3 separate regions of the Homo sapiens genome follow, and all the other regions are linked to region 1. The links are chromatin contacts, found by Hi-C or POLR2A ChIA-PET in ENCODE. All regions are on one chromosome and are shown on one strand. The core of a region is the stretch at or near the end of the contact, and the rest is flanking DNA. Distances in the headings are between cores, read along the strand shown.

Evidence for each region. A loop is a pair of places that touch in the nucleus more often than their neighbours do. ChIA-PET counts read pairs that join two places held with the same protein, here RNA polymerase II (POLR2A). Pooled maps may share reads with other maps.
Region 2: a map of OCI-LY7 shows a loop between it and region 1 (7-fold over the local background). The contact joins the enhancer-like site here to the promoter of RAD1 in region 1. A Hi-C loop is called at or near these places in 1 of 168 maps with a recorded cell type or tissue (OCI-LY7), 1 of 37 single-sample maps with no recorded cell type and 7 of 50 pooled maps. POLR2A ChIA-PET finds 5 or more read pairs at or near these places in 1 of 52 experiments (activated naive CD4-positive, alpha-beta T cell).
Region 3: a pooled map shows a loop between it and region 1 (6-fold over the local background). The contact joins the promoter of IL7R here to the promoter of RAD1 in region 1. A Hi-C loop is called at or near these places in 2 of 168 maps with a recorded cell type or tissue (both naive thymus-derived CD4-positive, alpha-beta T cell) and 12 of 50 pooled maps. POLR2A ChIA-PET finds 5 or more read pairs at or near these places in 6 of 52 experiments (CD4-positive, alpha-beta T cell, CD4-positive, alpha-beta memory T cell, OCI-LY7 and 3 more).

What each region holds. Positions count from the first base shown.
Region 1 is chr5:34,914,095-34,917,018 of GRCh38, reverse strand. It overlaps RAD1 (RAD1 checkpoint DNA exonuclease), which reads left to right and starts at 1,515. Exons shown (of 6, transcript NM_002853.4): 1 at 1,515-1,603; 2 at 2,058-2,324. The coding sequence starts at 2,127. It overlaps BRIX1 (biogenesis of ribosomes BRX1), which reads right to left and starts at 1,308. Exons shown (of 10, transcript NM_018321.4): 1 at 1,122-1,308. The coding sequence starts at 1,280. It also overlaps a transcript of TTC23L not described here. RefSeq lists enhancers at 720-1,325, 900-1,799, 1,820-1,879, 1,326-1,931.
Region 2 is chr5:35,903,339-35,906,262 of GRCh38, reverse strand. CAPSL (calcyphosine like) reads left to right here. Exons shown (of 5, transcript NM_001042625.2): 5 at 1,617-1,975. The coding sequence ends at 1,718. Among named protein-coding and RNA genes, the nearest start is that of CAPSL, 34 kb to the left of the region's middle. RefSeq lists an enhancer at 1,569-1,668. Within about 2 kb of position 1,407, at least 2 of the 41 ENCODE cell types and tissues checked have a DNase peak (open chromatin) inside an H3K27ac peak, as active enhancers do; they include OCI-LY7, where a contact is called at or near this core.
Region 3 is chr5:35,855,456-35,858,379 of GRCh38, reverse strand. IL7R (interleukin 7 receptor) reads right to left here and starts at 1,489. Exons shown (of 8, transcript NM_002185.5): 1 at 1,321-1,489. The coding sequence starts at 1,402.

The DNA of each region.
Region 1 (2,924 bases), core at 266-2,765:
TATCTCCTGCACTTCCATAGAATGTATCGAAGTATGGCTCAGATTATAGATACTACCTAGCTCAAGGGAAGAGTGAGAACACTAACATTTACTGGAAGTGTACAAGTCCAGCTTATTTTTCATAAAAAGTAAATATTCCCTCCCCCTGCCCCCCAATCTGCAGGTCAGAAAAGAGCACAGAATGTTGCTGTTAATAACGGGGCTAGAATTTACACTTATCTTTCATTCCACAGAGCTCACTTCTTTCTTAGAGCTTGCCATCACACCACACGGGGTCATTTACTTATCACCTACTCCGCGCTAGAGTACTATGCTAAGTGCGGAGGACGCAAAAATTAATGTCAAAGATAATCCTTGTTCACAGTATTCTGTCTAGCTTAAGAAGAGTTCTTAGTTGAATGAAAGCTAATTCTAACAACTTGTGTGCACTTCTTTTGAATAAAAACCATCAACTTATTTGAATTCTTAAGTTTCCTCCTAAACTCCAACATTTCAGGAGGAAGAGGTCACATTCTAGTCATCTTTGCAATCTCAAACCCAAAGGAAGCCTAACTTGGTACAGTGCATGGCACATTCAATGTCTGTTGAATACAAGTAAAGCTCATACTACCTAGTCTATTTTTCAGTATCTCTTGAGTTAATGACCTGGTTAACAAGTCAGAGTCACAGTCCCAAGGGCAACAACTTTTTAAAGGCTCCCCTAACGTACTTCAGGATCCCTGACTGAGAGTGGCTGACTATGGCAGTATATGGGCATACTAATCACTGGAGAAATAATAGCGAGAAATAACCAAGGAAAAGCACTACTCTCCAAAAACATTAAAAAAAAAAAACAACTGAACAACTAGTAAGAAAGAACGCTGGATCTGAGCACCCTGTAAGTCGCTTCCCCGTGGGCCGGGTAAAGGTTTTAAAACCCGCCGCCTCCAGGAAGACGGCCACGTGCACAAGGATTAGCTGCAAACTCCGTGCCCAGTCTGGCCGGGAGAATTGCTAAAACCGACCTACCGTTAACACCCGGGCTACTCTGAAATTAAGCAAGGCTGTAGTCAAGTAAGTAACCCAAGAAAAGGCGCACAGAGCCGCCGCCGCAGGTGTAGCCCGGGGACATCCCCTCCTACCTTGCAAACGGGGCCTGGGATCCGGTCCCTCTCTTCTTCCTCCACCTCCTCTGCTGTGGCGTGCCGCTTAGCTGGCGGCTCCGCATCTATTTCGTTTCTTTTTGGCTTCTTCGCCTGAACTGCAAAGCCTCCACGCCGTTTCCTCTTGGTTGCCGCCATCTTGCCTCGCCGCCCGCGCTCTTGGCCTCCTTTCCGGCGCTGCCGCTCGCTCCTATTTCCGATCTCTATGGTTCGGCGGCTCTAAGCGCTCAGCTCCGCGGTCGTCCTCCAGGTCTGTGCCGCCTCCTTCCGGTCTCGGTGGCGCGGCACGCGCGGCTCTCTAGGCCTCCTTCAGCTCTGTGGTGACGGTGGCCGAGGTGGAGGGCCGGTCTGAAGAGTGGCGGGACTGGCTTCACTTCCTCCGCGGTTCCTCGGAGCCGCCTCGCTCCTCTTCAGGGACTTTGCTGAGAAGGGCTCTCGGGCGTCCAGACCCCACCGCAAAGGTAGGGTTTCCGCACTCGGGGACCCCGAGACTAGTAAGCGATGCTGTCCCGCGGGCGGGCTGGTGAATGGGGTTGTCTGGGACTCTTGGAGGATTATCTGGACACTCCGGGCCCGCCCCGCCATCGCCTGTTTTGTTGGAGGCGGGGCTGGTGGCGCGGGCTGCACAAAACCGACTCCCCGCGGATTTGTAGCTCCTGTTTGGCCGGGAGATACCGTGTCAGTTGCGTGTCTTCATTCTTCACAACTTTTCACGTTATTGTCCTCTTACGGAGACGAGGAAACCGTAGCTTAGATAATTTTCCTCCAGAATTACAAAGATAGTTAAGTGACATAGGTGGGGTTCGGCCTGGTCAGCCGTGTTCAGCCTCCCAGCCCCTTTCCACCTCTCAGCGCAGGTGGAGCTCGCCGGACCTCGCCAGCACTGATGGGAGTTTTACTGTCTAATCCCTTCAGGTGTTTGGCGATCCGCCGAGAAGTTGTTGGCCCCAGGAGCATCCCTCGGGGCCGAATGCGCAGTGGACGATGCCCCTTCTGACCCAACAGATCCAAGACGAGGATGATCAGTACAGCCTTGTGGCCAGCCTTGACAACGTTAGGAATCTCTCCACTATCTTGAAAGCTATTCATTTCCGAGAACATGCCACGTGTTTCGCAACTAAAAATGGTATCAAAGTAACAGTGGAAAATGCAAAGTGTGTGCAAGCAAATGCTTTTATTCAGGTATGGAAGTAGGCGCCTTTAAGCCTGTGCCATAGATACTCTAAATGTAATTTAATGAAATCGGAAGGTTTCAGTAGACAAAATAACTTAATAGTCATAATAACTTGTCAATAGTCATAATAAATAACTTAATAAATAAATAATAGTCTTAAGTTAGAGAACAAAACGTCATTACTTGAATTTTTTTTCTCTCCCGGTAACAAATTCTTTTCCCATCTTGTTTTACAGAGATAATGGTTAGTAATGACTAAAGTTTATTAAACTAGGCTATTGGCTAGGCTACAGTCTTCTTATTGTTTAACTTATTTAATCTTAACAATAGTCCTGTAAGGTAGGTTCTGTTATTATTCCCGTTTTATATATGTGGAAACGAGGCACAATTTTAAGTGATTTGCCAACAGTCCCACAGCTGGTAAGTGGCTGAATTGGGATAAGAACGCTGAATATTTGTTTCCAGAATATATGCTCTTTTTTCCACTGCGATATGCTATTACTAAAGAGTATTTTTTTCCTTTACTGGTTGTAATAGAATTTTTGTTCTTCCAAAGTAATATTTGTGTGGTTCAGATAGGATTGCAAGTTCAACTAAGCGTTTTTTAA
Region 2 (2,924 bases), core at 158-2,657, 990 kb before region 1:
TCTCATTCAATGGCTGTCATCCCTGGCCAACAAACAGACAATAGAAACAATAACAAACTAAAAATATCGGGAGTTTGATAATTTTTAATTAAAAAATAATTAGCTGTAAAAAATGTTCCTCAAACTGTCATGGTAAAGTGCACCGTCAAAATGGCTCAGGGTCTCGTGGGTAACTCTTTTAGTTTACTTGCTATTTGCTGTAAAATGATCCACTTACTTTGTTGGAGTATTTCACCAGCCTGCAACTTTTTGAGGACTGAGACTTTATCTTAATTATCTTTGATATTCCCAGTTAAATTACTGTAGTGTGCACAACAATTAACTGGGATGTTTAGATTTTTAAGAAGTAAATTCCACAACCACCTGCTTCAGAGATTCTGATTTAGCAGGTGTGGGGTACAGCCTGTGGGCCTAGGCTTATGACAGACACCCCAGGTTGTCCTGATGCAGGTGGTGTGGACCCACACTGATAAACATTTCCCTGGAACCTCACACAACATGAGAAAGATAGAAAGAGGGCAATAATGATGTGTGAAACTTAATGTAATCCCTTAATGAGGGAATTGAAAAGCAGAGGCTGAGGAATCCAAAGGAGGAGAGGAATAAAGAAGTTCAACAAAGGGGGATGCTAATGGTATCCTAATTTTGACAGAGGCTCTATGCATGTATTGTAGATGTGTATTTACAGTTCAACTATGAGCTGAGTTCAAATGCCTTTCTTTCTACTGCCCTTCCTTATGTTTTTAGTGGGAAGGGGTGGTATGAAAGACAACTGTGGATCCAGTGACTTTTCTTTTCTGGTCACTTATAATTTCAATAGGACCAGTGGGTCAGTCATCTCTTATGATTCTTGGAAGGCATAGGTATGTCCCCAACCGATCATGTCAACCAACATGATTAAATTAGAGTGTACATATTATCTAGACCTGTTAAAAATAAGACTAATAACTGTCTTTTCTCCTTCCCCAAAGGAAAGTAATATAAAATCCCCACACAGATAAACACATTAGTCAATATTTCAAAGAGATGGTCATGGGTGTAGAGTGGAGAGAAGCCAGGATGGGTGGGAGGCATGAAGCAGGGGTAAGCTTTTTATTCACCCTGGGCCTTGAATGAGTTATTTATGTGTTAGAAAAGCATGCAACCCGGGAGCGTTTAACTAGAAATCTGTTTCTTCACCCACAGGAGAGAACTCCATTTTTGGAAAGGGAAAACATCACTTACCCTGACACAAGGACATGACATGTTGTTTCTGACGTGTCACAGAAAGACAGAAATAACTACAGTTGCAGAGCACTTCCTTCTTACTCTGAGTTTCAGTCTCCCTTACCTGAACCGACGGGCTCCCACCCTTAGACAAAAGATGACAACCTATGCGTCACTTTCCATTTAGGTTGGCTTAGAAACTTTCAAGACTTTCTTTCTCTCTTCCTAGGTGCTGTTCTCACACCATCCTCAGCTTCACTTGTTCTTTTGTTTTAGATCAGTTCCTCAGCCATGATCACATACACAAAGAAATCCTCTATTTCCCTTCTATTTACAGGTGCACAAGGTGGGCGCCCATTGACAGAGTGAGAAGCAAAGTTTCGTTTTTGTTTCTAACTTTTCCACTGCAGGTGACCCCTGAGGAGTTCATGAACTACTATGCAGGTGTGAGCGCATCCATTGACACTGATGTGTACTTCATCATCATGATGAGAACCGCCTGGAAGCTTTAAGCACATGACCTGGGGACCAGGCCCTGGGACAGCCATGTGGCTCCAAATGACTAAATGTCAGCTCAAAAACCAGAATCGTATTTGATTTCACACTCATCCTAATGTTTTTTTCTGTGTCAAAATATTGCATTTTCTGGGGCCAAAAAACAGGCAGAAATAAAAGACATTGAGTAGCCAACTGTGAGTTTGCCTTGCCTAAGACTGTTTCCTTTGTTCTAAAATAGGACTTAAATAAAATGAGCTCTGTAAAGCTCCTAGTGCTGTGCTGATACATGCAGGTGTCTAATCAACTTTAGGTTTTATCCCTTGGCCATTAATGAAAGCTTGAGTATTTTAATTAAAACCCTCACCCATGCACCCATAGTTTTTCTTCACCTCCTTTTAGATGATCCTTTTCTAGGTGAGATGATAATATATCTCTTTTTATGACTGATTGTAAGTCTTTAAGTGTTTCAGTCTCATTTGGGGACCAGAAGAAGACCACGTGTTAGCCTCAATTTCTACAAGCAAATCTTGAGTTTCACTGCTTAGGGTTTAGGGAAGCCGCAGTTTGACAAATAGATTCAAAATGATTTATTTAATAGTCATTTTAAAGACTGGTGTGAGTGAGGAGGCTATTTCTTTGAGCAGTAGATCCACGCCTGTTCATGGTACTCCTGTGGCTGAAGTTTTGAAACTGGGCTGGGCGCTCAGATTTTATCTGGGACATCTTGCGCTGTGTGTGGGCAGGCTATTCCAGAAAGCCTTCACCTGGTGGAATGTTTATCTCTCCCCTCTCTGCTTTCTGCCAATTGTGTTGAAATTCCCACCAGCAAGGGCTGGGTGCAGTGGCTCACGCCTGCAATCCCAGTACTTTGGGAGGCTGAGGTGGGTGGATCACCTGAGGTCAGGAGTTCAAGGCCAGCCTGTCCAACATGGTGAAAACCCTGTCTCTACTAAAAATAAAAAAATTAGCTGGGCATGGTGGCACATGCCTGTAATCTCAGCTACTCCAGAGGCTGAGACATGAGAATTGCTTGAACCCGGGAGGCAGAGGCTGCAATGAGCTCAGATCATGCCACTGCACTGCACTCCAGCCTAGAGCAAGACTCTGTCTCAAACAAACAAACAAACAAACAAAAATTCCCACCAGCACAAGGAGGTTGGGTGTGACACGGACTAGGATTTCAATAATATTCCAAAGCAGGTTTTCCATCTTGATGCTTC
Region 3 (2,924 bases), core at 240-2,739, 940 kb before region 1:
CTTCTCTTGATCATCCTTGTGATGATCAGAAAATTGACAACTTTCAACAAGCAGCAACTGAATGTGAATTCCTATACCCCAAACTGGGAAGTATTTTGACGTAATCATGTGAATAGGGTAATTATACATCTTCTAAAAAATCTGAAACTTAAAAAGTTGGAGTGAAAACCCAGCTTTCAACTAGCATTCTTATATATTTTAAAAATAGTATGATCACCAGGGTGAACTAGTGAGTATAGATGACATGAAAGAGAGTAAGATTTATGTTTCCTGCCTCCCATCAGTCTTTGTGGAAATCCAAGGCAAAGTTTAGCATAGAATAATAATCATCCCCCATAAAGTGAGTCATATACTGTAAAAAATGTCAAACTCTCTGACAATTCCCTTAATGAGAAAATTCTAGGGATTTCCATCCTTCGTAATTACATGACTCAAAATGCATAAGCTGAGTCATTAGGCTGATGTGTTTGATATTGTCTATAGCCAAATAGTTTTTAACTCTTAAAGAGAAAGGGCTTAATTTGCAGGAGCAAGTTGATGGTCTAAATTCCCACATGCCTCCTGCTGCTGTTAGAAGCTTCTGCCTAGTTTTGTTATAATTACAATGTGTTTATGTATGGGCAGGGTTGGCTTCTCGGTACTAAGTTTTTTAGATCCCAAAAAGAATTATTACATATGGCCAATTTGTTGGTGTGGAGGCAATTCAGTGTATTTCAATGAGTAAACTCATTTAGATCTTTCTCTAGTCAGTTATTTACTTAAAATCTCACATAAATCTCTCAAAACTAAAGTATTTTGAAAACACTTTCAAAAGTTATTGGATGTCTACTATATTCTAGCCACTGATTTAGGTGCTGAGGATATAGCACTGGTCACTGAAGACAAAGCTATTGCTTCTGTACATTACCTTATCCTGAAAGTTATGCTTTCAGGATTTCTTAAAAAGTCAAACAAAATGAATCCAGTTTGATCTCCTGACAAGGTAAAATTACTTTGGACATTTTCCTACAAGTACAGTCATAGCATCTACATGAGCATTCTTTTTGTAAGAGCAGAGTAATCATTCAACATTTAAGATCTACACTTGGGAGTGAAATGCATTCCTTCTTGAGAATACTGAGGTCTTATAAACCACCCATAGTATTGATCCCCTGCCCCCTGTCATGGTGGTTAAACATTAAAAAAAATGACTGAATATGTGGGAAATTCTCAAACTGCATTCAAACCCAGTGCCTGACTCAGGTCTGTTAGGGAACTGAATAACCTGAAACCATGCTACAGATAATCCAAAATCCATAAGAAAACTTAGAAATGACTCACCATTTTGAGCATAGCCACTTTCTCCAGAAACGACTTGAAGTAAAGAAAAAACCATGCCAAAAGTTGTACCTAGAATTGTCATTCTGAGAGAGATAGAGAGAGAGAGTAGATGTGTGAGCCAGTGTGTATGAAATGAATGAGAGTAAGAGGAAGGGAGGGAGGGAGGAAGACAGAGAAGCTTAGATCTAGGGCTTTATACTTATCTAACCACAGACAAGGGAAGTATAAACACAGCAAAAAAGAAGGCAAGTTCCAGAAACAGGAAGTCTGAGTAAAAGTATTGCTGCTGTAAGCAGAGGTCAAGGACATGAAGAGACAGAGCCTCTGAAATTATTGTTCCTCCTGGATATTCCCTGCAGCCCCCACACTTACTGTGCTTACATCAGAGTAAGGCAGTAGATTCACACCTAGGCTCAAGCTATCTTAGGCTAGAGGCTACTTTATTTTTTTAATTTTTATTTTTTTGAGACAGAGTCTTGCTTTGTTGCCCAGGCTGGAGTACAATAGCATGATCTCGGCTCACTGCAATTTCCACCTCCCAGGTTCAAGCAATTCTCCTGCCTCAGCCTCCTGAGTAGCTAGGACTACAGGCAAATGCCACTATGCCAGCCTAATTTTTGTGTTTTCAGTGGAGACGGGGTTTCGCCATGTTGGCCAGGCTTGTCTCGAACTCCTGACCTCAAGTGATCTGCCTGCCTCAGCCTCCCAAAGTGCTAGGACTACAGGCATGAGCCACCGCTCCTGACTAAGGGCCCACTTTAAAAGAATCTGAAGACAAAAATTCAAACTTACAAAGTGAATCAATTGGTTGTTTGGAGTGAGTTTTGATTTAAAGAAACAGTCTGCACTATGTGAAGTACTTTATTGTGGGTTTATTTTAAATAGCTTACCTCCAACTTCCAAGTTTCACAAGAATAGCAGTTTTTCTCTTTTGTTCTCTGTGTATCCCTGGTATTTACTCATATCTTACACACCACAGTAGGCATTCAAGAATTATTTGTTTAGGGCAGGGGCTGGCAAACTATGACCTAGGGAACAATTTTTTAAAAAATTATTCATTTATTTTTTCTTTTTCAAAAGATCTTTTTTTTTCCCAAGTAAGCCTTGGGACCAAATTTAATCTACCACCTGTTTTTGCAAATAACGTTTCATTGGAATACAGCCTCACCCATTTGTGTATCATCTACAGCTGCTTTTATGCAACAATGGCAGAGCTAAGTAGATGAGATAGAGATTGTATTGTACAAAAGGTGTAAAATCTTTACTATCTGACCCTTTGTAGAAAAAGTCTGCTGACCTCTTGTTTAAAGGATAAAGTAGGTACTTTCTTAGTGTATTTAAAACAGGATTCTATTTGTGAAAATTTGATTGCCACACAACTTTTCAGGTACACATAGTACATATGAACTAAATTAGTGCCTAGGTATATGGGGCAGAAATCTGAGACCATGGCATAGAAAATTCAGACTCCCCCAAACCTGAATGCCAGTCAAAAGCCTTCCTAATATGGCCTCATGGTTAAAGTGGTGATATTTGTAAAGCCTGACTGCTTCTTGGTAACTGTTAGATTTTTTTTTCTTTTTCTTGAAAAAAATAATCTAACC